Linked DNA regions of Mus musculus: regions 2 and 3 are each linked to region 1. The links are chromatin loops, found by intact Hi-C in ENCODE. Cell type or tissue: left cerebral cortex. All regions are shown on one strand.

Region 1 (8,000 bases):
TTCTTTCTGTCTATCTCTGTCCCTCCTTCACTATATATTATGGCTCTGCTCTTGTCTGCCTGCCTCTACCCCTTCCTTCTTCAGGCCCTCGCTCCTCTACCTTCTCCCAAATAAACCCCCTTTAAACCAGACCTATTGCATGGCGTGATTTCTCAGGGGACACCCTGCCACTGCCACTACCACCGTATTATGTTTCATAATAAAGGTTCATTTTGAATGGTGAGGTTTCGTGTTGTTATTCTCTTTGCCCCTGAGGGATATTGATAGAGTTATTTTTACTTTGGGTATATTTCATTTCAACAAAAATGACGAAAGGATCAAAGACAGCGTTTCTTGGGGGCCGTAAGGTCTCAGGTTGCAGGGATGGAGGTTTTCCTGGAGCTACCATCTGGCCTGCAGAATGCTTCCCCAGGAAAGGAAAATGCTGTCACTGGGATCAAGGAGGAGCTGGAGAAGATCATAATGACAGAAAAGTCAGAGAAACAGGGCCCTTCTAAGACAGCCCTGGATCAGGGGTGCCCTTCCCCCTCACTCCTGTTTGCTTCCTAGGCTGTGATAACTTGGTGGTTTCAGGCAGAGCCTGTGTACACATGCATTTCCTTGTTTGCTATGGTAACACGGGATTCCTGTTTTTCTACCTCTATTCTTTGTGGTCCCTTTGGATCTTGGTTGTCAGAGCCGAGGACGCAGAACTCGCCCACACGCTCACATTGCCCCCATAATCACCCTTTGTCCCGAGGGATTAGGTGAAGGGTGTGGTGAGCCAGCCTGTAATATGCCGCCATTGCCTGTATTACTTAGAGCCAGATGCCCAGGAGCAAACAGGCTCCTCCGCAGGATACAAAATGGAAGAGATGACAGCGTCGAGCCTCCCGTGCAGTCTTCTCCCCAGAGAACTTTCCACAGGCAGGTCTGTATGTGCTGGGAGACAGCCTGTCTGTGTGGATCCCATCCCCCACTGAGAACAGATGTGGGGGCTGGGAAGGCTCTCTGTACACCTGAGCACATTCAGGAAGCGCTCAGTACTTAGCACTTCCTCGAACTATAACACCCAAAGCCCTTGCTCCTGTCCTGTCCAGGCCCAACTTGTTCCCCCCTCCCCGCCCTCCAGCCCTGATAAGATGGCTTTTAGAGGTGTGGTGGGAGAATCCCAGGGTGGGTGATTTTCCTCTTGCCTTGGTTGCAGAGAGACTGGAGCTTAGCTGAGTAACTTGTAACTTTGAAATTAACGGAACTGTTATTGGAGATCTCCCTCTCTGATCTACAGACACCTGTGGTCTTCACCCTGAAATCTTCAGTGTTCTGTTATCATCTTATTGAGCTCTAGAAGCCACTGACTGGGGCCTCAGTTTCCTTATCTACAAAATAAGAACTATACCAGGGTCCACGTCATAATGTGGATGATTAAAGATGAGTAATGTCTCCAGGACTCTGAAGGGCACCTAGCCATAGATAGTCAATCTCGTGCTACATAAACGGAGACATCATTATGTTAATGGACTCTGCAGCAGCATTCCAACTGTGGAATTGCCTCTGCATTTAAATGGGGAGGAGAAAACAGGAGCATGGAGTTCTGCCCTGAACCTTGAGCCTCAGCTTTACCAAAGAACCATAAAAATACCTGGAAGGTCTGGAGCCCAGGAGACACACCCTCGAAATCTTGGGAAAGCCTTCTCCCCACCTTGCTCACACTTAGCTATTTGGCTCGCACCAGGCCAAAGGTTCACATAGACTGGGATCTATTGCCCGTGGAGCCTTGGCACGGATAGCCTGTACTGAGGGCCTATGGTTTGGGTTGGCTGGAACAGCTTTGAGAGAGCAGCTGTGGAGACAGTTTATTGGCTTGGAATGTGGAACCAATTTGAAGGGAGCAAGACAGGCCAGGCTGACCAAAGGTGTCAGCATTTCTGACCTTGCACAGTCTAGGGTTGGATGTGTTTCATCCAGGGTGTAGACTGCTTGCCTAGTGTGCGTGAAGCACCCGGTTCAATCTCTATGACTATAGAAACTGGGTGTGGCGTGCCTGTAATCCTAGCCCTCAGCAAAGGCAGGTGGGAAGAAGTTTGAGGTCATCATCCTTTGCCACATAACAAGTTCAAGGACAACTTGTCCCTAAAAGTAAGGTCACTGGACTGGAGGGTTTTGTGGGTCAACTTGACACAAGTCATCAGAAAGGTAAGAGCCTCAGATGAGGAAATGCCTCCAGCTGTAAGGCATTTTCTCAATTAGTGATCAACTGGAGAGGACCCAGCCTGTTGTGGGCGGTGCCAACTCTGGGTGGGTGGTCCTGGATCTATAAGAAAGCAGGCTGAGCAAGCCAAGTGAAGCAAGCCAATAAGGACCACCCCTCGATAGCTTCTGCATCAGCTCCTACCTCCAGGTTCCCACCGTGTTTGATTTCCTGTCCTGACTTCCTTTGGTGATGAACAGCAATGTACAAGGACAAGCTGAATAAACCTTTTGCTCCCCAACTTGCTTTTGGTCATGGTGTTTTGTTGCAGCAATAGAAACCCTAACTAAGACAGTCAGAGAAGATTCCAGAATCTGAAGGTGAAGAACATTTCATTCCTTATTTGAGCCTGAATGTGTGGCACCAGTCATTAGCCTGGAGGATGTCAGAGTTATAGGTTCAGTGGGCTATCCCAATCTCTCTTTGATGCTCTCTCTTCGTGGGGCAGGTGCTACCATCCGCATCCTCAGAGATCACTGAGGCAGGGGGACGTTGGGTAGCTATGTGGATGTCAGCCAGCTTTATCACAAACAGAACAGAGATTTTTAACCAGTGTCCCCCTTTTCTTCTGCCATAGCAGGGCACCATTCTGCAGGTACCAACCTCCATCTGCCTGAGAAGAGGTGCCCTGAGCTGTGTGCCCTGAAGGTGTCACCCAGAAGGAAGAATGGCAAGTCCCAGGCAGGCACTAGGAGCTGGGTTGTGATGGGGAGGCTGGTGTCTCGTTCTCTCTGCTGGATTTTCTCACAATGAGATAATCCCACCATTATAGACAGTAACTGGGGCCAGGCCCTGTTGACTGGGAGAACCATGCTCATTTCTACTCCTAGCTTTATTTCAAGGATAAGCCAATCAGAGAAAGTAGGTACTTGCCAAACATTCTGTGTCAATGGCCCTTGATATAGTCAGGGAGAAATCTGGCTGGCCAGATATAGTCTGGCATACATGTTCACTCTCACATACATAGAGTAGATTGGCTTCTGTTTAGGATTGATATGTCTTCACTTGAGAAACTCTGCGTGTACTCAGAAGAGGGGAACGGTGGGTCACAGAAGTGGTGTTTTGAGTCAGTTTGTGGGCATAATTTTCAAAGGCTAGGTGTGAACACAGAGACCACGATGACGCCCCATGTGTATAGCTGATGATCGAGAGAGACAAATAAATGAAGCACAGGCTTGTTTTCACTATGTGTACAAAACAATGGGTTCCTCTTCCTCTGTGATGTTTTAGCACATATTGACACAATATTATTTTTATGTGAGTTTTAGCACATCCCACTCCTGCTTTAAATAGCCTGACCTCATTCTGGTCACTGTACTGCTAAATAGAGAAATTTGTTTCTGGCAAGGAAAAAAAAAATTTAAGGTGGTTCTGCCATCTGCTGGACAAATGAGGAATAGCGAAGACTTTGTTAGGAATTTTCACATGGGTGCAGTGGCAGTCTCACCGTCTATGTAACCTATCTTTGCTTCTCTTTCAGTTCTGATTGCTCTCCCTCTCCCTCTCCCTCTCCCTCTCCCCCTCCCCCTCTCCCTCTCTCTCTCTCCCTTCCTCCTCCTCTCCCTCCTCCTCCTCCTCCTCTCCCTCCTCCTCTCCCTCCTTCTCTCCCTCCCTCCCTCCTCCACCCTCTCTCTCCACGTGCACACACACAGGTCAGAGGCTGACATTGAGTATCTTTCTTTCTTGCTCTTTGACATAATTTTTGAGATCCAGTCTCTCACTGGTCTCACCAGAGCTCACAGATCTATCCTGGGCAGACAACAAATCCTGATCTTCCTGTTTCCACTTCCAATGCCAGGATTACAGATTTGTCCTGCTGAGTCTTGTTTTTCCATTTGTTTGTTTGTTTTTTTAATGTGGGTGGCGAGAATCCAAGCTCAGGTCCTCCTACTTGTAACTGATCGTCAACCGGATCACCTACTGAGCCATCTCCCAATCCCTGCCCATCTGATTTTTTTCAGGGCACACTTTTAAGTTCAGTCTGGGGGACAGGAGAGATGGCTCAGAGGTTAATAGCACTTGCTGCTCTTCTAGTGGATCCAGTCCACAAGGGGGTTCACCGTTACAGATGGTTACACCAATATGACACCGTTCCTTCAGCCTCTGTAAGGCACCAGGCATGCGTGTGGAACATGGGTGTATGTGCAGCCCATCCACATAAAACAGTTTTTTTTTTTTTTTTTTAAACAACAACTCAGGTTGAGAAACCGATGAGCTGTTGTGTTTTGCAATCCCGTAATTATGTTATTACTGACGATCTTTATCATTTAATGCTCAACTGCAGGCAGAGATGACAAGACAATTTATGCAATTGCAGCCTCAATTTATGCAACTCACATTCCAAGGGTCTCTGCTTTGTTTGAGCCTTTGCTGCAGGAGAACAAACGTTGTCTGTGGAGAAAGGTGGTCTCCTCACAATGATGCAGAGAGTATATTGTGGAGGAAGACGGTCTTCTTGCAATGATGCAGAGAACATACTGATCCCAAATGTGAGGCTCCAAATACTGACCCCCAACAACAAGGGCCAATGCAGAGCAAAAGGGCCATGTTTTCTGTGTTCTGTCCCTGTCCTTCCTGTTAGAAGACAAAGGCAAACACACCTACTGTGCTGGTCTCTCCATGGTTCCCCATCTCCCTTCTCTTTCTCCTTAGTCTTTATCATCTAATAACACTGTTGCATGTATTTCACTTGCTTAAATGTATGTATGTGTGTTTGTGCATGTGTATGTGTGTATATGTGTGCATGTATGTATTGCTGGGGTCCATGAGTCACCCCATGCAATGCATATATCAATCTCAGTCAGAGGGGAATGGTTTATTGACCAGGACAAATTGATCAGAGCCACAGACCAGACTCAGGAGCTGACTGTGATCATGAATGTTTCCCACGGCCAGTTTATAAAGGCAAAACCCACAATGAGCTCATGTGTAGGTGCAGGAATCACTGCCTGGTGCTCAGCTCCGACTCAAGTTATTTTGGCTGGCTAGTCAGAACAGTTCTAACTGACCTTTATTTTGATTGGTCCAAAGTGGAGCTTATGGTTCTAGGATTTCTTAATATTAATTAACAAACCTCAAAACATAACAGGCTATATGGTCAGATTGACCTGCTCCGAGTCAAGCTATTTTTCTGTGTCAGTAACAATATGAAACAACTGGCAGGCATGGAACAAAATGGCTGGGGGAGCAGGCTTCAATATGTGTGTGTGTGTGTGTGTTTGTGTGTGTGTGTGTGTGTGTGTGTGTAATGACAGGTAAGGATTTCACACCCTAGTCACAATTTGTGCTACTCCTTTGAGCCTTGTGAAAGCTAGCATCAGGGGGTTCTGCTCTAGCAGACCTTATCATGAATAATGTAAACACACACACACACACACACACACACACACATGTTCTTGTGTTTCCAGGCTGGTCTCCAATTCCTGGCCTTAAAGTAATCTTCCATATCACCCTCAGGAGTAGCTGGATCTATAGGCATGTGTACTTGTTTATTAATAAGCATTTGCTTATTTTTGTTGTTTGTTTCCTTCCAAAACTCACCAAGGCTTTGTCCTTCATTTCTGTGGGACCCTCAGGGTCTAGGACAATGTCTGCCATCTACTAGTAACAAAAAGCATTTCTGGGGCCAGTGAGATGACTTAGTGGGTAAAGGGGCTTACCACCAAGCCTGACCTGAGATTGGTCTCCAAGACACAAAAGGAGAGAACTGTCTGCTGTCCTTTGACCTCCACGTGTGCACTGTGGCACACAAACGAGTGTATAAAAATAATATGTGTATGTGTGTGTGTATGTATATATATATATATGAGAATTGATTCATCTTATTTGATGTGTGTGACTGTTTTGCCTACATATATGTATGTGTACCATGCGCAAGCCTGGTACTCCAGGAGGTCAGAAAGAGGGCATTAGATGCCATGGACCAGGCTCAGTCAGCCCCCCTCAATCCGTGGGAAATCAGGGGTTCTGGCAGGTGGGCATGGAGTTGGCGAGAATTGGAGAATTGACAAACAGACACATACACAAGGGAGTGCTGTATCTGGATGTAATTTTTCACAAGGCTTATAAAATATAATACAGAAAACAAAGGAGTAGGGTGTCACAACAGGCAAAGTACACTGAAGTATTTGACACAAAACAGAGGAATGACTTCAAAGGACTGACAGGAACCAGGTAATGTTTACAGTAAAGATAAAACAGCCCTGCCTAGGGTCAGCTAATGACAGGTAAGGATTTCACACCCTAGTCACAATTTGTGCTACTCCTTTGAGCCTTGTGAAAGCTAGCACCAGGGAGTTCTGCTCTAGCAGACCTTATCATGAATAATGCAACAACACAACCCCCCTTTTTCCTAGGCCTTGGTAAATACTTGCATATGAGAGTAACTTGGCTGTAATGAAGATTCTAAGTATACTTTGCTAAGCTTGCCCTGAGATTTCTAACTCTTATCCAGTAAAATACTGTAAGAAAGTATGCAAGACCCTCCACAATATTGCAGGGACAAATCTGGGGCATTCTAGCTATGGGAATGCCAAGGTTCCAGGAGGCTAAGTTTCCTTGAAACTCTTTGCCTTGTGACTGCTTCCAGGCTTTTAGGCCTGCCAAGCCAGTCACTACTGGAGTGGACATAGCACTGGATCCCCTGGATCTAGAGTTACAGATAGTTGTGAGCTGCTATGTGGGTGTTGGGAATTGAACCCAGGTACTTGGCAAAAACAAATGCTCTTAGCTGCTGAGCCATCTCTCTAGTCCCCAGTGGGGGGGAGAGGGGGAATTAAACAGTATATATATTTTTAAACAAGTGACATCCTGGCCCTTTCACCTTACACAGTCACAGGCTTTAGCAGACTTGACATTTCTGTCTCAGCTGTGTGAGGACCTTCTGCAGAGATTTAAAGACTGCCATGTCCTGTCGGTGTTAGTGATAAAAGAAAGGCATATATGATGTGAGCAGGTCTTAGCCTAGCACCTCGCTGTCTTATCCAGTCACTAAGGAGCAAGGGATTCTAGGAAAACTTGGGAGAGAGTTCAGAAGGTAGAGAACTGGACGAAGTAAAACCATGAAGACTGAGTATAAATGTGGAAGAGATAGGAAATCCTGCCTGAAGCACAGATAATTGGTGATTTATGAGTCTGTGTAAAATTATATAATAGGAAGTCAGGTGTGGTATTGCACTCCTTTAATTCCCGGCACTAGGGAGGCAGAGGCATAGTTCAAGGCCAGCCTGGTCTACAGAGTGAGTTCCAGGAAAGCCAGGGCTACACAGAGAAGCCCTGTGAAACACAAACAATATAAATAAACACATAAAAATACATATTTAAATGTATTTACTTTTTGTATATTATAAAGCATCAGTTCTTACATTGGTTCAGTACTGTTTTGAAGAATTGCATGACATGTGCATGGCTTTGTTTTTATGACATCCTTATTTATATAAACAATGCAGGATCCAGGAGTTTATGTAACTCACTTGTGTGTTGATGGTTCACCTACCTAATACAAAGCACAGATCAGATCTACCTCTGCCCTGACACTCCTTTCAGCCAAAAAAAGTGCTTTCTTTGGTTTGACAATGTTTTTGTGACTTATTTGTCGTGTGACCTATGTCACCTGTAAATAGAGTAATAGTCCTTAACTCATAGAGATGAAGAAATAACAGACAGAAAGCGCCTTTCCATTCTGCCACACTTTATAGCAGCATCGAACCCAGGAAGAGGAAATAGCCAGCTCCATAGTTTTCTTTTTCTTTTTTCCCTAAGCTTCCAGCAG
Region 2 (8,000 bases), 190 kb after region 1:
GGCCAGTATGAACAAACGTCGACATAAGCCAAGCTAGTCAGTGCCTTCACTAGGTGCAACCCAACCTGGCAGTGCTCAGTGTGAAGAATTCACAGTCCTGGCATCAGGAGCACTGCTTGCTCTCTCTTCCTGGTACTTTTCTGGCTTTTCTCCCTTCCGCAGTATGGGTCAGTAAAGATTTGCTGAGACTGGCTCTTTTGGCCCGTATACTCCTGTGTATGTATAGGACAGACACTATTCACCCTTAGACAGGGCAGCAGAGGTTGTTTAAGCAGCCTGTGGGTAGTAGCTTTTGCCAGCACGGCTGCTGCTCCTCTGTGGCTGGGAGCCTGGGCTGCACTCTTCCACTGTGTGGTGTGTGTTACCCTTTCTATCACAGCTGGGCCTGGGGGAGGAGTGGGAGTCTTCCCCAAGGCCAAGAAGCCTTCACTTTTGGTTCTCACCTTTTCTCTCACTCTGCTGGCTCAGGGGCCGACCGTTTCTATGACAACGTGGAAGACATGATTGGCTATCGGCCATGGCCCTTGGTGAAGATCTCCTGGCTCTTCCTGACTCCTGGCCTTTGCCTGGTATGCACCTAGCCACTGCCACAACTCCCTCTTGTCTGTATCTGAGGGCTCTTTCCAGCCTAAGAGCAGAGGGGCTGGCCCCTCACTCTCCCTGTTCTACTGGGCCTCTCCTCCATCTGCATTCTGCCTCGGTCCCCTCTCACAGTCCTACTTACTCCTCACAGGCCTCTTCCCGTCTTGAGCTCCTTAAGCCCATGTTTGCCATCTGCCTCAGTCCCTGTGACTGATGGCTCAACAGACCCATCCTACCTCAGATGCCCTTCAGTGTGGTTGGGTGTGCCTCTGTCCTTAGCTGTTGATGTTGCCAGGGGAGGGACTCTGTAGCTCCTGTCTCACCCCGCCCCTCTCTCTTTTAGGCCACTTTCTTCTTCTCCTTGAGCAAGTATACACCTCTCAAATACAACAATGTCTACATGTATCCTTCTTGGGGATACTCCATTGGATGGCTCTTGGCTTTCTCCTCCATGGCCTGTGTCCCACTCTTTATCATCATCACCTTCCTGAAGACCCAGGGCTCCTTCAAGAAGGTAGGTGGCCATGGAGATGGAGGGGACCCAATGAAAGAGGCCCTCGAGGGAGTCTTAGGGCAGGATCACATCAACTCTCCAGATATGAAAGCCCTGGGGTCGTATGGAGATCTTTAAGGCCTTTAAAAACCAGCCTCTGGAATCCTAGGTTCATAGAATCTGGTAGCAAGCTCACTTTGAAGGCAAACCTCTTAATGGTTAAGGGAAAACAGGGACCAAACAGGGGCCAGATGCAGGAGGTTAAAGAGCACACACATTCTGGCTTGGGAAAACTGCCAAGTGCATCCTGGCTCCTGGCTTCTTGTGCCCAGCTGGGGCACAGCAGATGGCGCCCATGTAGCTTGAGGCATGCCTTCCTGGAAGAAGCCATTGCCAATGACCCATAAAGACATTAATTTTGTCTGTCGAGGTCAGATTGTCCAATAGTAACAGAGAGCCGATCTACAGTGGTTCAAGCAAATGGGTTTCTTGAATTCTTATGTAGCAGGAAGGTCAGAGATGAGAGCTGCCAGCATCTGGTTTGGCTGCAGAAAGACCATTGGGGTCCTGTCTTCCTATGTCCTCATACCTACATCCTGAGCATGTCATGTCCTTGTTTTCATGTGGTCATTGTGAGATTGCCAAGATTCCCAATGCCCACCACCACAGCTACATTCAAGGCCAAAAGGGGTGGGGCTGACACACCAAAAAAGCAAAAAATGATGTCGTAGCACCTCTCCCCACTACAGATAACTGGGAAATCCTTAAAGGGGCATATGACAATCGTGATTAGAAGGGTAGTAAGGAGAATCGCAACACTTCTTTATACCTTGCCCTGTGCCATGAACTGTCTCATAAGGTGTCTCATCACCTCCATTTTACAGATGAGGAGAGTAAGGGGACAGCGGGCTGGAGGAGTTTGGCAAGCTGCCTGAGATCATCTAGGTTGTTCCGGTCAGAACTGGAGCTCAGTTTATTACTTCTCTTAATTACTGCTCCTTGTTCGTCCTTATCTCACCAACCCCGAGTTTGTCCCTGAGTGCCTGACTTTGTTTCTGGGGACACACCCACAGAGAGCATCCCCCTGCCCACCCGTGACACACCACAGAGAGCATTCCCATGTCCACCCCAGTGACACACCCACAGAAAACATCCCCCTGCCCACCCCAGTGACACACCCACAGAAAACATCCCCCTGCCCACCCCAGTGACACACCCACAGAAAACATCCCCCTGCCCACCCCAGTGACACACCCACAGAAAACATCCCCCTGCCCACCCCAGTGACACACCCACTAAGCATCTCCCTGCCCACCCCAGTGACACACCCATAGAGAGCATCCCCCTGCCCACTCCAGAGCTTACTCATTCCCTGCCTTTCTCACCCTTCTAGCGTCTTCGAAGACTCATCACACCAGACCCCAGTCTGCCCCAGCCAGGGCGGCGCCCACCACAGGATGGCTCCTCTGCTCAAAACTGTTCGTCCTCTCCAGCCAAACAAGAACTCATTGCCTGGGAGAAGGAGACTCATTTGTAGGAAGTGCCAGAGGCCAGGTGACTCCAGAGCCAGGAACCTGGTCAAGGCTAGCTCCTCCCAGGGGTAACCTCTGCTGCACCCTGCTGTGACCTCTCAGGTCTCCGGACACCCCTGCCAGTCTTCTGGGAGCCACTCTTCTGTTCAGCTGGAACAGCTTGTCACCTCTCAGTCCTTTCCAAGTGAGCTCTAGGAAGCTGAGTCTGCCAAGTGTTTTGAACTCAACATCTTGACTTTCTGGATTAAAAAACTAAGAACCAGACAGGCAAAGTGATATTTTCAAGGTCACACAGCCTGTCAGAGCCCTAGACCTTCCTTGAACTTGCTGCTCTCAGCTGAGGCGTGTGAGCCTCCAGCATCACCCCTGCAGCAGCTAACAAGCCTGCATGGATCACCTGCTGTGACATGTGTGTCTCTTCCTTGTCTCACTCCACTTCAGCTCTTTTGTGGGTGGGAGGTCACCTCATGCAGGTGCTGGGGACTGGGGACATACCTTGTTAAGTTCCCTTCTAGCCTCTACCTATCGGACTTCTCTGAGCTCTCCACGTTCTTTTCCTGGGTGGTAGGACTGGAAACAGGAGATTTCTTCTCTTCCTTCTCCTCCTCCTCTTCTTCTTCTTTTCCTTTCTCCCTCTTTCCCTCTCCCCCTCTCCCTCCCTTTTTCTCTGTCTCTCCCCCTCTCCTTCTCTCTTTCTCTCTCCTCACTCCACCTCTCTCTCTCTCTCTCTCTCTCTCTCTCTCTCTCTCTCTCTCTCTCTCTCTCTCTCACACACACACACACACACTTACACACAGACACAGACACACACACACACACACACACACACACACTTTCCTCTTTTTCTTATCCTCTTTTTTGTCTGGTCCCTTCCCAACCATCCCTTCCCACTTGCTAACATACAACACATAGCCTCTGGCTTCTGAGGGTTCCAGGAAAGCAGGCTGCAGGTGAGTTCATGGTGGGCCTTCAAAAGAGAAGGGAGGGGAAGGAGTAGGGTTCTGAAGACACTGTCCTGGGCACAGAGCCCTACTCCCAAGAAAGAATGACTAGATAAACATCATCCAGAGTCAGTATCCAGTGGTTAGAGCAGTAATCCATGCCTTGTCCTGTGTGGATCCCATTCAGATAGCCTCTGAGTGTTCCCACTTTCTTTTCTTGAGAAGGTGCATCTGTGGACTCCCAGTACTTCAGTTGCCTTGACTCGTGGAAGCTCTTCCTGTCTCCTTCTAGACTGTTATGTGCACCTTGATAATCCTCATTGGATCAGCTAGTGAGGAAAATAAGAGGTCTAAGAGAGGAATTCTTAGAAACCCTGCCATTGCAGCTGGGTGCTATGACGAGTCTAAACTTCTGCTTTGGGGCCAGCATGGAGCCCTTTTCTGCCCCCTGGTGGCAAAGGAAAGCACTCCCCTTTAACATCTCTCTCTCTATCTATCTATTTATCTATCTATCTATCTATCCATCCATCCATCCATCCATCCATCCATCCATCCATCCATCCATCCATCCATCCATCCATCCATCCATCTATCTATCTATCTATCTATCCATCCATCCATCCATCCAACCATCCATCCATCCATCTATCTATCTATCTATCTATCTATCTATCTATCTATCTATCTATCTATCTATCTATCTATCTACTTACTTACTTATTGCTGGTAAAACCTAGAGAGCAACCTTAGAAATCAGTTGGGTACCTCATTGGCACTCTTATCTGTTGCCTGGACCATGGAAGGTAAAGTCTGTGTGGATGCTGGCTCATCTGTCCTCTTCCGGTCTATGTCTGGGCCTCTCCTTTGTCTTCTCCTTCTTGGGTGCCTCCAGGGCTCTCTGACTCACTGGCTGTCTGCCTCACTCTGAGGGACCAACAGCCTCTGTCTCTGTCTCTGCCACTCTCTCTGCTCTAACTATTCAGCTCCCTGCTTCTTTGTTGATTTAGCTGCTCACTGAAGTAATAAGGGCCCATTGGATCTGACAGGGATGAAAGGCTTGTTACCCACCCATGGAGAGAGGGCAGGAAGGACACATGAGCTTGGGGAAACAAATAGGATCGCAAAGCAGGTCTGGCAGGTCATGTCAGTCTGGGATGGGCTGCAGCCCCAGGGACGGCATTCTGGTTTCATCTCGTGTGATAACTGGGTTGGGTCTCCCATCTGGTCTGAGGCGTCTGTCTGTAGGTCACATGGGTAAGCATAGAATTGCCACAGACAGACTGGATGCCAAAGCCTGAGCCAGGTCTGTCTGCAAGAGCAGTGTCCAGTCCCATTCCTGTGACAAGAATCTGCCAGGACAGAGGCAGACACATTCTGAGGCTTGCTCTGTCCACTGCAACCCCAGCAGCGTGGGGACAGAGGCTACCTTAGCACCCAAGGCCTGGCCCTGAGGCCAGACCCCATAACCACTCCTCGTGACTGGGGCAGACCTGTGCATCCTGACAGGATGTTCGTCCATGGGAGTAAACAAAGGGACCTCATGCTCTCCTGGCTGGTTCAGGGCTCTACTGGAGAGGTAGCATTTGTTTGACTGTGGAGAGAAGGGTCTCAGGGGACACAGGAGCTGTCAGCACAGCCTGGGAGCAGCCAGCCACCAAGAGATCTGAGTTCTCTGCCTTATTGTGGCCTCAATTTGACTCTTTTGGGTTTTTTTTTTTCACACAGACAAATGAACTGTCTGGAACTAGTCACCATGTTTCCCCAGTCAAGGCTCCTCATTTCTTTCTCTTGTCTTCCATCACTGGGTGCCTAGAAGTGGTGGCAAGGCAGGATCCTGCCTCCTTCCCAGTTTTGACAAAAATCTTAACGTTTCGCTACTGAGTGAGGCTGTTGGTGCAGATGTTTGATGGACAGTGTTTATTAAGTGATGGCGTTTCATTGGCTCCGATGTTGTCTTATTTGAAAGTAATAATTATAAGTGTTGAGCTGGGTGTGGGGTGTAGCAGTGGGGATACTGAGACAGGAGGATTGTGAGTTGAAGGCCAGTGGGCCTGCAGGGGAGATCATGTCTCAAAGATCAAACACTAAAAGAAGAGGTGGCTTTAGCTTGCTTTTTTATGTGCATCTGTTAGATGATCTTCTACTCTGTTGATGTGCTGAAATACATGAATATATTTTTCTAATAGTAAGCCATCTTTCTATTCTTGGGACAAACTCAGCTTGGTCGCAGAATGCTGGTTTTTGGCCACACGATGCCACGTTCAGATGGTTAATACTTTGTGTATAATTTTTGTAGGTAGGCTCATAAGGCTCTGTACTCTCTAAATTTTTCCTTATAGGCAGTGAGGGGCTTTTTGTTCTTAAGGTTGTGTTTGGCTTATAAATGTGGAAGCTGGGATGAGTTTTGTCTTTTCTTAAGGGGTTTGTGAGAGATTAGCATTCTCTGTTCCCTGAGTGTACATAGAATATAGTCACCCACCTGACCCAGTGTCAGGAAGAGGTCTGGGGACTATGTACACCGACTTTTAAAAAATGCACTGTCATTGTCATCTGTCTCAAAATGTCTTTTCCACCCTCTTTCTTTAGGGTTAAAAAAAAAAAAACCCTCTAGCAAGTTTCAGTAAAGAAAAATCTGTTTCCTACTTAACTTCCTCCAGTGTGTGCCAGCATGCTTCAGAAACCCCCAGATCAATGGCAGCCAGTGCATGCATGCTATTGTGTTTTCTGCATGCTGTGCCCAATTCAATATTATTGCCGCTGTGTTGATGGGCAATACCTTTGATCAATCACTATTGTAGTTTTCCTCAAAGCTGGGCAGTTGGTGAGCATGAGCCATTTGTCCTTTGCTCTCTCTGATCCTCTTCAGAGTCTGGTTATAGCCCGGCATGTACTTTCCACTGCTTATGAGTCGGAGCCTAGAGTTGAGCATCTCCGTGGAGGTAGAGTGTTTTCTTTGTGGCTACCACCTTTCTGCCTTAGGTGTAGAATGACCCCCAACCAAGTTGGCTGGTGTGTGAGAAAAACTTTTGGTTTTTTGAGAAAAGGTCATACTATGTAGCCCAGGCTGTCGTTGAACTCACAAATCTCATGATCCAGTCTTCTAAGAGGTTCTGGAATTGAAGGTGTGTACTGCCATACCTGGCTTTATTTGGTCTTACGTTGTGGTAAGGCATGTTGGTAGTTGCGAGCTTACAGTTTCTCTGTAGCATTTGTTTGTAGCTCTAACTTCTGTACTCACTCACTGGCTCAGCCGTGATCCACCTTAGAAGTCTGTCAGCTTCATGGGCCATCAAATGAGCACTCAGACCCACTACTCTTTCTATCTCGTACTATTTTCTACTTCATCTCTGCTTCTGTCTTTTTTATGCACTTCCTTCTACTTATTTTGTATGATTCCATTGTTCCAATGTGCCCTCACAAGAAGGATAGCTAGGTGGTGGTTCATGCCTTTAACCCCAGTCCTCGGGAGGCAGAGGCAGGTGGATCTCCGTGAGTTCCAGGCCAGCCTAGTTTAAAGAGTGAGTTCTAGGACAGTCAGGGCTGTGTAGAGAAACCTTGTCTTGAAAAAGAAAAACAAAGAAGGATAGTTAACCTAGTTAGTTAAAGTAAGTATCCCTGAAGATCCGGTGTGAAAGGGGACACAGCTCTCTCATGCCCCCTCTTCAAAGTCCCAAGGGCAGCTACTCACAGCCCAGATGTCTTAAGGAGCAAAGAATTGTCTCCTGGGCAAAGGAGATGAGGTTCTTAGGAAAGGAGGGTAAGGCTTGTCTTCCCAGGAGGCTTGAGACACTGAGGTTGGGGGTGGGGGTGATTGTGGGGATGAGGGGATGGGTGTGGGTGAGGGAGCCAGGTCTCTAGCCTTCCCTGCATGTAGTCATGGTTTTCCTAGAGTCTGGCTTGAGTCTGAGGTCATTCAATCCTGAGGTTGTGAGAGCAGGAAGCCCTAAGTTGCAAGGGGCTAGCTGGTTCTCTAGGGAACAAAGCCCACAGACCTGTTGGGGGTGGGGTTCAGAAGGGCGTCTGTCCTCCCTGCTTGTGTCTAGTGCCTGATTTCTCTGGCCTAATCCAGGATGGAGATTTCCTGCTGGGAACAGTTCTGAACTTGCCCCTTCCCCCATCCCAGATCATTTAACCTTCTTGCTTCAAGAGGCCTAGCTCCGGACCTGGTTGCCTACCTAGGAAGAAAAGGGAACAGTAAAGAATACCATCTTGCTTTGGTTCTTATGTCCTGTCCTGGGGCCTTAGTCCTCCCAGAGGAGAGAGAGTTCTCCACCTTCCAAGGGTCTGCTTAGAGGGATGTGGAGTGGACCTTGCTTCAGAGAGTCATATGTGTGTACCCTGAGATGGGCTGTCCACACAGTGTTCCCACACTCATCCACAGCTGGAACCTCTGTGGTCATAAGAGCCTGTGGGTCAGAGAAGGGAGGTGGTGGCAGGTGAATGAAGGGGCCC
Region 3 (8,000 bases), 69 kb before region 1:
TAAAAAACAAACAACAACAACAAGAAGCCTGAGCGCTAAGGACAGGCTGTAGGTGGGAGAATCACTTCCCCAATCCCTGAGCCACTTCCATTCTCTCTGGTCCTAACAGTCCAGTGGGGTTTTATCTATTTAATTATTCATACTCTCCAAATTTAAATTTTTATTCAGTTCTGTCCGCCCCCCCAACCCCCCCCCCAAGTAACGACTGTCCACTGCAGAGGGTGGGGGAGGGGCAGAGAGACTAACAGGTGTCAGGACTCCAAACCCTGCCCACTAAGCCACGACACTCCCCAGAATAAGACCCTAGGTCTTACTTGCTTTCAGCCGAGGGCTTTCTGCCACGTCCTTGCCCTGGGAACTCACCATGCCCTAGTGTGTCATGTATGAAACAGGGTTAATACCTAGAATAAGTTAAACACACCTATGAGGAGGAAACAGATGATGTGCACCTAGCCCAGGCGCTGAGAATCAATGTCACGAATTTGGGGGCGTGGCTCAGTGGTGAGCGCTGGCCCAGCTGAGAGAGGCCCAGGCACCTGCCTCCAAAGAGAATCAATCAGTGAAGAAAAGGAAGTTCACCTCCTCAAAGAAACAGCAGTAACTGAATCCAGAGCCTGCTTCTGTAAAAATGTCACGCCCAATATCACGCAGCGTAAACAAACCAATGATGGTTCTTATTTTTCCAAGTACATTAGCTCTGATAGCCTTTTAATCTGCTCATAGGACCAGCTGCAAGAAGGGAGGAGGCAAACGGTGGCTCCTTGCCGAGCCCAGAGCAGAGTCCACGAAAGCTAAGCGGCTACTCCTGCCTGCTGGCTACTCCTGCCTGCTGGTCCAGCTTCTGCCATTCTGGCCTCTTCTCAGATGTCAATGCCTGGAAAAATTAAGTCAGGATTCTAGCTCCACTTGGACATGTCAATCCGCGGAGTACAATCCTCACCTCCAAGAGTAATCAACAGATCAAAGAAAGGGTCAACTCTCCTACCGAGTGGAACAAGGTGAGCAGGCGACAGGATCTCTTCTAGTACAGGTGCCATCCTCTCTTTCACAGTGCAACCCTAGATCTGGAGATATGGCTCAGCAGCTAAGAGCACTGACTGTTCTTCCAGGAGCCTGATGTTCAACTCCCAGCACCCATGTCAGACAGCTCACAACCACCTGTAGCTCCAGCTCCAGGGGTCTAATGACCCCTTCTGGCTCCCAAGGGCACCTGCACACACATGTGGACACACACAGACACACATACATACCTTTAAGTAAAAATGAATATGTAAAATGCAACATACTGCTGGGTAGACTGGTCACACCTGCCATCTCTGCAGTCATGAAGTAGACGCAGGAGGATCAGGAGCTCGCCTGCCACAAAGCATGATCAGGTTGGCCATCCTTGGCTATAATAGGGAGTCCAAGGTCCAAAATATACAAGACCCTATGTCCAAAAAAAAAAAAAAGGAGCCAGCCTGGGTTACTTAGCAAGTTCAGGCCAGACTGGAATACACATAAAGAAACCCTGTCTCTAAGGAAAACAAGCCAGTCAGTGGTGGCACAAGCCTTTAATTCCAGCACTCGGGAGGCAGAGGTGAGTGGATCTCCTTGAGTTCGAGGCCAGCTTGATCTACAAAATGGGTTCTAGGACAAGAAGGGCTACACAAAGAAAACTTGTCTTAAAAAAAAAAAAACCAAACCAAACCAAAAACAAGAAAATGCATGAGACAGCTGGAAAACCTCGATTTTTCTTGATTAATTCTTCCCAGTCCAGAAGTGTTTCACTTATAGCCTCTTACTTTAGTCTAGAAAGCTAAAAGTGGGAAGGGGAGGACTGATTTCCTAGTTGGGGGGCTGGGGGGTGCAAGAGGCCCAACTCCATCCCCCACCCAGTTCTTCCAATCAAAGAGGAAAGATATAGATAGATAGATAGATTTTTTTTTTTTTTTACTTAAGACCTACTATGTGGGAAGCACTGTGCAAAGCACTTTTCCTACATTATTTCCAAAGCCCATTTTCTCTCCCACACCTACAAACCACACAATACAAATGCCCTGGTAGGGTGAAAGCCCCAACCAGTTAGCAGTCAAGTTTTAGACTTTTCAAAAGTTAGCACTCTAGCTGAGGAACTGGGTCCAAGTTATAAACGATTCTTTGCAGAACCAACCAAACTGTCTTAGGTATAATTCTGAAATCAACACGTGCTATTAGTATACCACTAAAAGGCAGGCTAGACTTTTACAACCTCGAGCATAAGAAATGCTCACTGGAAGGCTAGAATAACTGACTCGAGTGCATGTGGCAATCAAATACGGAATTTATGATATCCTCTTCAAGGCCCTTGGGAGATGCGCTCACAGAAGTGAAGAACAGCATCCTTTGTGGCCCGGTCATAGTGAACTTAACTCCTGCCGGCAACAACAATCTGTAAGATGCCTTTCTCATCATAAAATCTCACTCTCTCACCATCAACCTAAACGACTGTGTCAAACACACACGGATGTCCTGGTATCTAAACGCTACTCTCTCCAACCATCCACTGCACGCTTTAAATAAACAAAGCAAAACAAAACAACAACAAAAACCCACTATCTATAATGATCTCCACTGCGCTGCATTCATCCGTTTCACACAAGTCATAATTAATGCCTGAGTTAAGCACCAAAATCAAAGCAATACGGATGTGGTGTGCATTCTTGGAAATAACTTTCTGTCTTCTGACTCGGGGGGTGTGAGGGGAATCAGCCAAGATACAAGGCTGACCCACGATCCCAACTGCGCTGAGGCTCCTAAAGGACCCCCTTCTTCCCAGCAACAATTGTGAAAGAGCTTGATGATACGAAGCCTGCCAAGTAGAGACGCCAGAAACCTGCAATCGGCCATCACACCGGCTGTCTGAAAACACCAGACAAGCCCATATCTGGGTAGGGCTCTCTCCAAGGTTATTCTTAAGCTAGTGATGTCTAGTGTGCCAATGGGGACCTCCAACAGTGTTGTCACTTTCTAAGGCAGTTAAGGAGGGGAACAGCGACGAGATAAGAGGCCTCGGTGGCTGCCTGTAGCCCACTCAGTCTACCACCAGACGGAAATGTCAAGAGTTCTCTCTCATGGCCACCTGCCATAAACGTCCTCAGCAACCTACACACTGCGCCTGCTGGGCTCTCCAGACTAGGGACATCGCGGAGCACAGTCCCACTCCCCAGGCTGGGTCTTCTACCCTACAAAGCCTCCTTGGGCACACCCAGCCCAAGTCACTCAGTCCCATTCCTACTAGCGAGATGGCTCTCTTATGTCCTCCCAGGGCGCGACCTGACCTAGCACCCGATTTCTGGAGGTCAGGGACCCGGACACGGGCCCGGCAGAGCGGGAAGCGCAGAGGGGCTTCCTCGCCTGAGCCGCAGCTCCGCCAGCGCTCCGGACGCACGCGTCCGCCAGAGGGAGGCACAAGGCACCGGGCGGGTTGGGATCCCGGGGCTGCCCGGGCGGGACGTGTCCAGCCACGCATCGGGGCGCCGCGGCCACCCGCGCCAAAGCCGCCCGTGGGCCAGCCGCCGACCGGCACACCGAGGCGCAGCGTGGGCGGGATTGTGGTTGCTCCCCAGGAGCACGGCGCTCACCTCTGCTTCATGCTGCTGTGTCCTCGTGGCCGGCGAGGCCACCCAGCCGCGCGCCGGGACACGCAGCCGCAGCCCCCGCGCGCTAGCCCGCAGCGTCCGGCGCGGCAGCAGCAGCAGTAGCGGCGGCAGGAGCGGCGCCGCCGGGGCGGGGCCAGCACATGGGAGGGCGGGGGCTGCGGCCCTTCAGGCTGGACCACCGACCCCAACGGGGGTGCGGGTGCTCAGTGCTCCCGCAGCTCACTCCTGCTCCTCATACTCAGAGGCCCGGTTGTCACCTCCAGGGTCGGTCCTGAAGAAGTCTCACGGATCACAAGCAGGTAAAGAAATGCATAGCTGCCAGTCCCTCCTCCTTGCTCTCTACCCCCTTCGGCATGGACCATATGGTACATTCCTGAAAGCCCAACGGAGTAGGAGAGGAACGAGGTGATTGGCTGGGAATCTTGGAAGGGGCGAGAAGCTACACAAAAGAGCCAACGGGATAACACCAGGGGCATATCAAAGCCGGCCAGACTGGGGATGGGAGGACGCCCTTAAAGGGGACTTGTTTGTTGCCCTCAGAAGCTGCCACAAAAACAAAGCTAGAATTTTCTTCCTGATCTCATCCAGATGAGACAAAGAGGGGAAGTCTCCGATTTTCGGAGTAATAGCTATAGAAAACTTCAGAGAATTGAATCTATATTGAATCTATTTGACTTTGAGTGGATAACTCCAACTCCCTACCTCAGTTTCCTTTTTCAATCAGATGAGACTGTTAGATCACACTTGACCTCTAGGAAGCCTTTCTCTTATTTCCTCATCTCTTTCAAGAGATTATTAATCTCTTCAATTCCGGGCATCTTAAAGAAGTGTGGTTGAAAGTGGGTAGACTTTCTAACACCACTTCTGTACAAACATTACAGGGAGACAGATTGACTATTCTTTCAAGGTCTTTTCATACGTTAAGGAGCATTTTTCCTACCAGGGGATAGATAGATAGATAGATAGATAGATAGATAGATAGATAGATAGATAGATAGATAGATTAGAGTCTAGCGCTCCTAGAGTTTAATGAAGTTTTAGTTGATTCTTCTTCACTGGCCTGCTGGACTGTGCAGGATTCCGATCTTCAGCCACAAATCCCACCAGCTGAATAGTTTGTTCCTGGCCGAAGTCTGTACAGCACACTACTCAATTATGCAAGGGTCCCCTTGTTTTCTGTTTTGTTTTGTTTTGTTTCAGTCACCCTCCATGTCTAGCTGAAGACCTACAAACATCCCTAAAGATCCTCCCCCCCCCCCCCCCACTTTACTCCAGGAAGCTCGACTGGTTCAGACCAATTCCACTCGGTTTGCATAAAGTGTCCTGTGGCTCTGGAGGGCGCGTGTGAAGGTCAGAGGACAGCTTTTAAGAATCAGTTCTCTCCTGCCGTGGGTTCTGGGGATCAAATTCACAGGCCCTCTGCTTTATTTCAGAAGTTTTCAGCCTGCACTCCTCAGCTTCCAAACTGTAAGATAGCCAGGATGCTTTTCCTGAGAGTTTCTCTTGCAGCCAGACAACCCATCTTCCAACTATTGTCCAAAGACACGGAGAAAGTCCGAATCTGCTAGGTAGCCCCTGGAATGGACTAATTGTAGCTACTGACATCTAAGAACTCCCATTTCTACCTTGTGTCCCTGTGACCCTAATTTTCCGTGTTTTCTGCCCCCAAACGTCATGCTAGTACCCAGCAGCTGCTCCTGCTGGTGTTTATTAACTGTTATGGTTTAGATAAGTAGTGTCCTTCAGAAAGGCTCGTGTATTGGATGCTGGGGCCCCAGCTGGCTTGCTATTTTGGGAGGTGCTGGAAACTTTAGGAGGCGGGGCCTAACTGGCTGAAGTAGATCATTAGGAGTTATCTTGTCCTCTGGCCTCTTCCCATTCGCCATGAGGTCCACGGGTTCCTCCTGCCATGCAGCTCTTCCTGCAAGCAGGGGCACCATCGTCAACAGAGTCAGGGACCAAAGATGGAAATCTCGAATTAAAAGAATTCCTCCCTTAAACTGTTTAAGTCAGGGATGTTTCTCATAACTGTGAAGAAACTGACTAAACACAGTATATCAGTAATGTTAGGAGAGGTTTATATGTGTCTTTTCATTCCAACCTCACACCAATGCTATGAAGGGTGTTATTTCTATTCATACCGTTCGTTATTCCTCCTGGGGGTGGGGGTGGGGGGCAATGAAGAAGCTAATCTGTACAGGGGCACAGACAGAGAGGCCTGACTCTGATGACCACCCTCATAATCCTGCGGGACAGCACTGTGCTGGGGGTGGGGAGGATTTTTGTTCTGTTTGTTAACCTGACATGTGCTGGGGGTGGGGGGTGGGGGGTATTTGGGAAGAGGGTGTCTCAACTAAGGAATTACTGTCATGTTGGCCTGTAGGCAACTTTGTACGGCATTTTCTTGATTAACAATTGATCTAAGAGGGCCCAGCCAACTGTGGGCAGTGCCACCTCTGGGCTCTCTTAAGAAAGCAGGCTGAGCAGCACAGGGAACAAGCTGGTAAGCAGCACCCTCCATGGCCTCTGCATCAGCTCCTGTCCTGACTTCCCTTCATGGCGGACCACATCTAGAAGCTGAGATAAATGCTTGCCTCAAAGTTGCTTTTGGCCATGATGTTTTATCACAGAGATCAAAAGTGAACTGTGACAAGTGCTGTCTCCTATTGTTCATAAATCTACTTCATGGTCAATAAAAGATGATGCCAAGCTGGGGACTCCATGGTAGAGTGAATTTTAGCTTGCTTGAAGCCCCAGGTTTGGTCTCCAGCAAAAGGGAGGGAAAGGGGGAGAAAGGAAAAAGAGAAAAGGAAGCAAGGGGGAGGGAGAGAAGGGGAGGGATTGGGGAGGGAAGGGGAGGGGAGGGGAGAGCAGAGCAGAGCAGAGCAGAGCAGGGGAGGGAAAGGAGGAGGAGGGGAGGGAAGAGGAGAAAAGAGGAGAGGAGGGAAGGGGGAGGAGAGGAGGAAAAGGGGGAGGGGAGGGGAGGGGAGGGGAGGAGAAGGGAAGGGAAGGGAAGGGAAGGGAAGGGAGGAGGAGAGATAATTTCAAAACTCAGTTTCTATGCTTGCAATGTCATATGAACATCTAAACAAGACTGTGTGGAGGACTGGCAAAAGTTTGACTCCACAAGAAAGGAAAGAAACTACAGCTTGCAAAGCACACTAACTTAGCCAAAGTTAAGAAAGCTGCTAAATAACGTTGCCTGAACTTGGGAGGCAGAGGCAGGAGGATTGTAAGTCCCAGGTCAGACTGGTGTACGTTCCGAGATCCTGTCAGAGAAAAACCAGAACTTTGGGCTGTCACTCAGCTGTAGAGTAGTCACATAACATATTAATTGCCTCGGGTTCTGTCCCCGAGACCTCCAAAAATAAAGAAATGGAGCAGGGCTTTCCAACCTGTACATCCTGTCCACTGCAATCTCACACTCCCTCACAATCCTTTTACAACATGTAACAAGTAGGCAGCAGTCCAAAGCAACAGAGGAAAGAAATACAGAATAGCAAAGTGTGTGCTGGAGAGTTCAGGGGCTGCGGTGTAAGAAGCCTAACTTACAGTGAGCTTGGGTCTCTGCCGCATTGGTTGGTTCAATAGCAGAGGAGAGGCAAAGTTCCTACCACCTGAGTGCTCAGGCTGGAATGAGCCCTGCGTCCATGAGGAAGGGCGGTGTGCACTGCCTCTGAACCAGATGTTTGGTAAAATAACCCGCCCCACTGGCAGAATACAAACCTGAAAATAGAGGTTGGGCTAACTATTTCATTCTTTTTAAGCTGTTAAAATCCTAGTAAGATTGTGTGGAGGTGGGCTGGTGAGACAGCTCAGTGGATAAAGAGGCCTGCCTCTAAGCCCGAGGACCTGAGTTCTGTCACTGGGACCTGCATGGTAGAGAGAATGAACCAATTGATCTAGGTTGCCGTCTGGCTACCACACTTGTATGAATAATTATTGTTTTGGTTTTTTTCTTTTTTCTTTTTTTGTTTTTGTTTTTGTTGTTGTTGTTGTTGTTGTTTTCGAGACAGGGTTTCTCTGTGAGCCCTGGCTGCCCTGGAACTCACTTTGTAGACCAGGTTGGCCTCGAACTCAGAAATCCGCCTGCCTCTGCCTCCCGAGTGCTGGGATTGAAGGCGTGCGCTACTACTCCCGGCTTGTTTTGTTTTTTAACCTAAGGGGTCAGACGCTGAGGTGCTTGCCTAACTTAATCCCAGCACTCACACATGGGAGGCAGAGGCAGGGGGATCTCTGTGAGTTTGAGACCAACTTCATACTGAGTCCTAGAATACCCAAGGGCTATAGAGTGAAACCCTGTCTTAAAGTTTTTAAAATCATATTTATTCATTTATTTATGTGTGTGGAGGTCAAAAGACAACCTGTAGGAAGTGGTTC

The links. Hi-C counts contacts between places; a loop is a spot of excess contacts. Peaks named below come from ENCODE experiments on the same cell type or tissue, not always from the same donor. Only the 100,000 strongest peaks of a DNase experiment are listed, where the experiment ranks them.
Region 2: it touches region 1 in a loop (2.3-fold over the local background); 10 of 42 quality-filtered maps call a loop at or near these places.
Region 3: it touches region 1 in a loop (2.5-fold over the local background); 4 of 42 quality-filtered maps call a loop at or near these places.

Annotation. Positions count from the first base shown.
Region 1 is chr6:121,175,573-121,183,572 of GRCm38, forward strand. It overlaps a transcript of Pex26 not described here. Among named protein-coding and RNA genes, the nearest start is that of Pex26, 4.1 kb to the right of the region's middle. In left cerebral cortex, a CTCF peak has its summit at 3,606 (motif pointing left); DNase peaks (open chromatin) are centred at 3,591, 4,079 and 5,164; H3K4me3 peaks cover 349 bases; H3K27ac peaks cover 1,108 bases.
Region 2 is chr6:121,362,761-121,370,760 of GRCm38, forward strand. It overlaps Slc6a12 (solute carrier family 6 (neurotransmitter transporter, betaine/GABA), member 12), which reads left to right. Exons shown (of 16, transcript NM_001381903.1): 14 at 469-569; 15 at 926-1,096; 16 at 2,469-3,013. The coding sequence ends at 2,612. Among named protein-coding and RNA genes, the nearest start is that of Slc6a12, 24 kb to the left of the region's middle. In left cerebral cortex, a CTCF peak has its summit at 3,977 (motif pointing left); a DNase peak (open chromatin) is centred at 3,943.
Region 3 is chr6:121,106,415-121,114,414 of GRCm38, forward strand. The region is part of intron 1 of Mical3 (microtubule associated monooxygenase, calponin and LIM domain containing 3); the gene reads right to left. Among named protein-coding and RNA genes, the nearest start is that of Mical3, 21 kb to the right of the region's middle. In left cerebral cortex, CTCF peaks have their summits at 3,401 (motif pointing right) and 6,074; DNase peaks (open chromatin) are centred at 3,040 and 4,045; H3K4me3 peaks cover 2,466 bases; H3K27ac peaks cover 2,146 bases.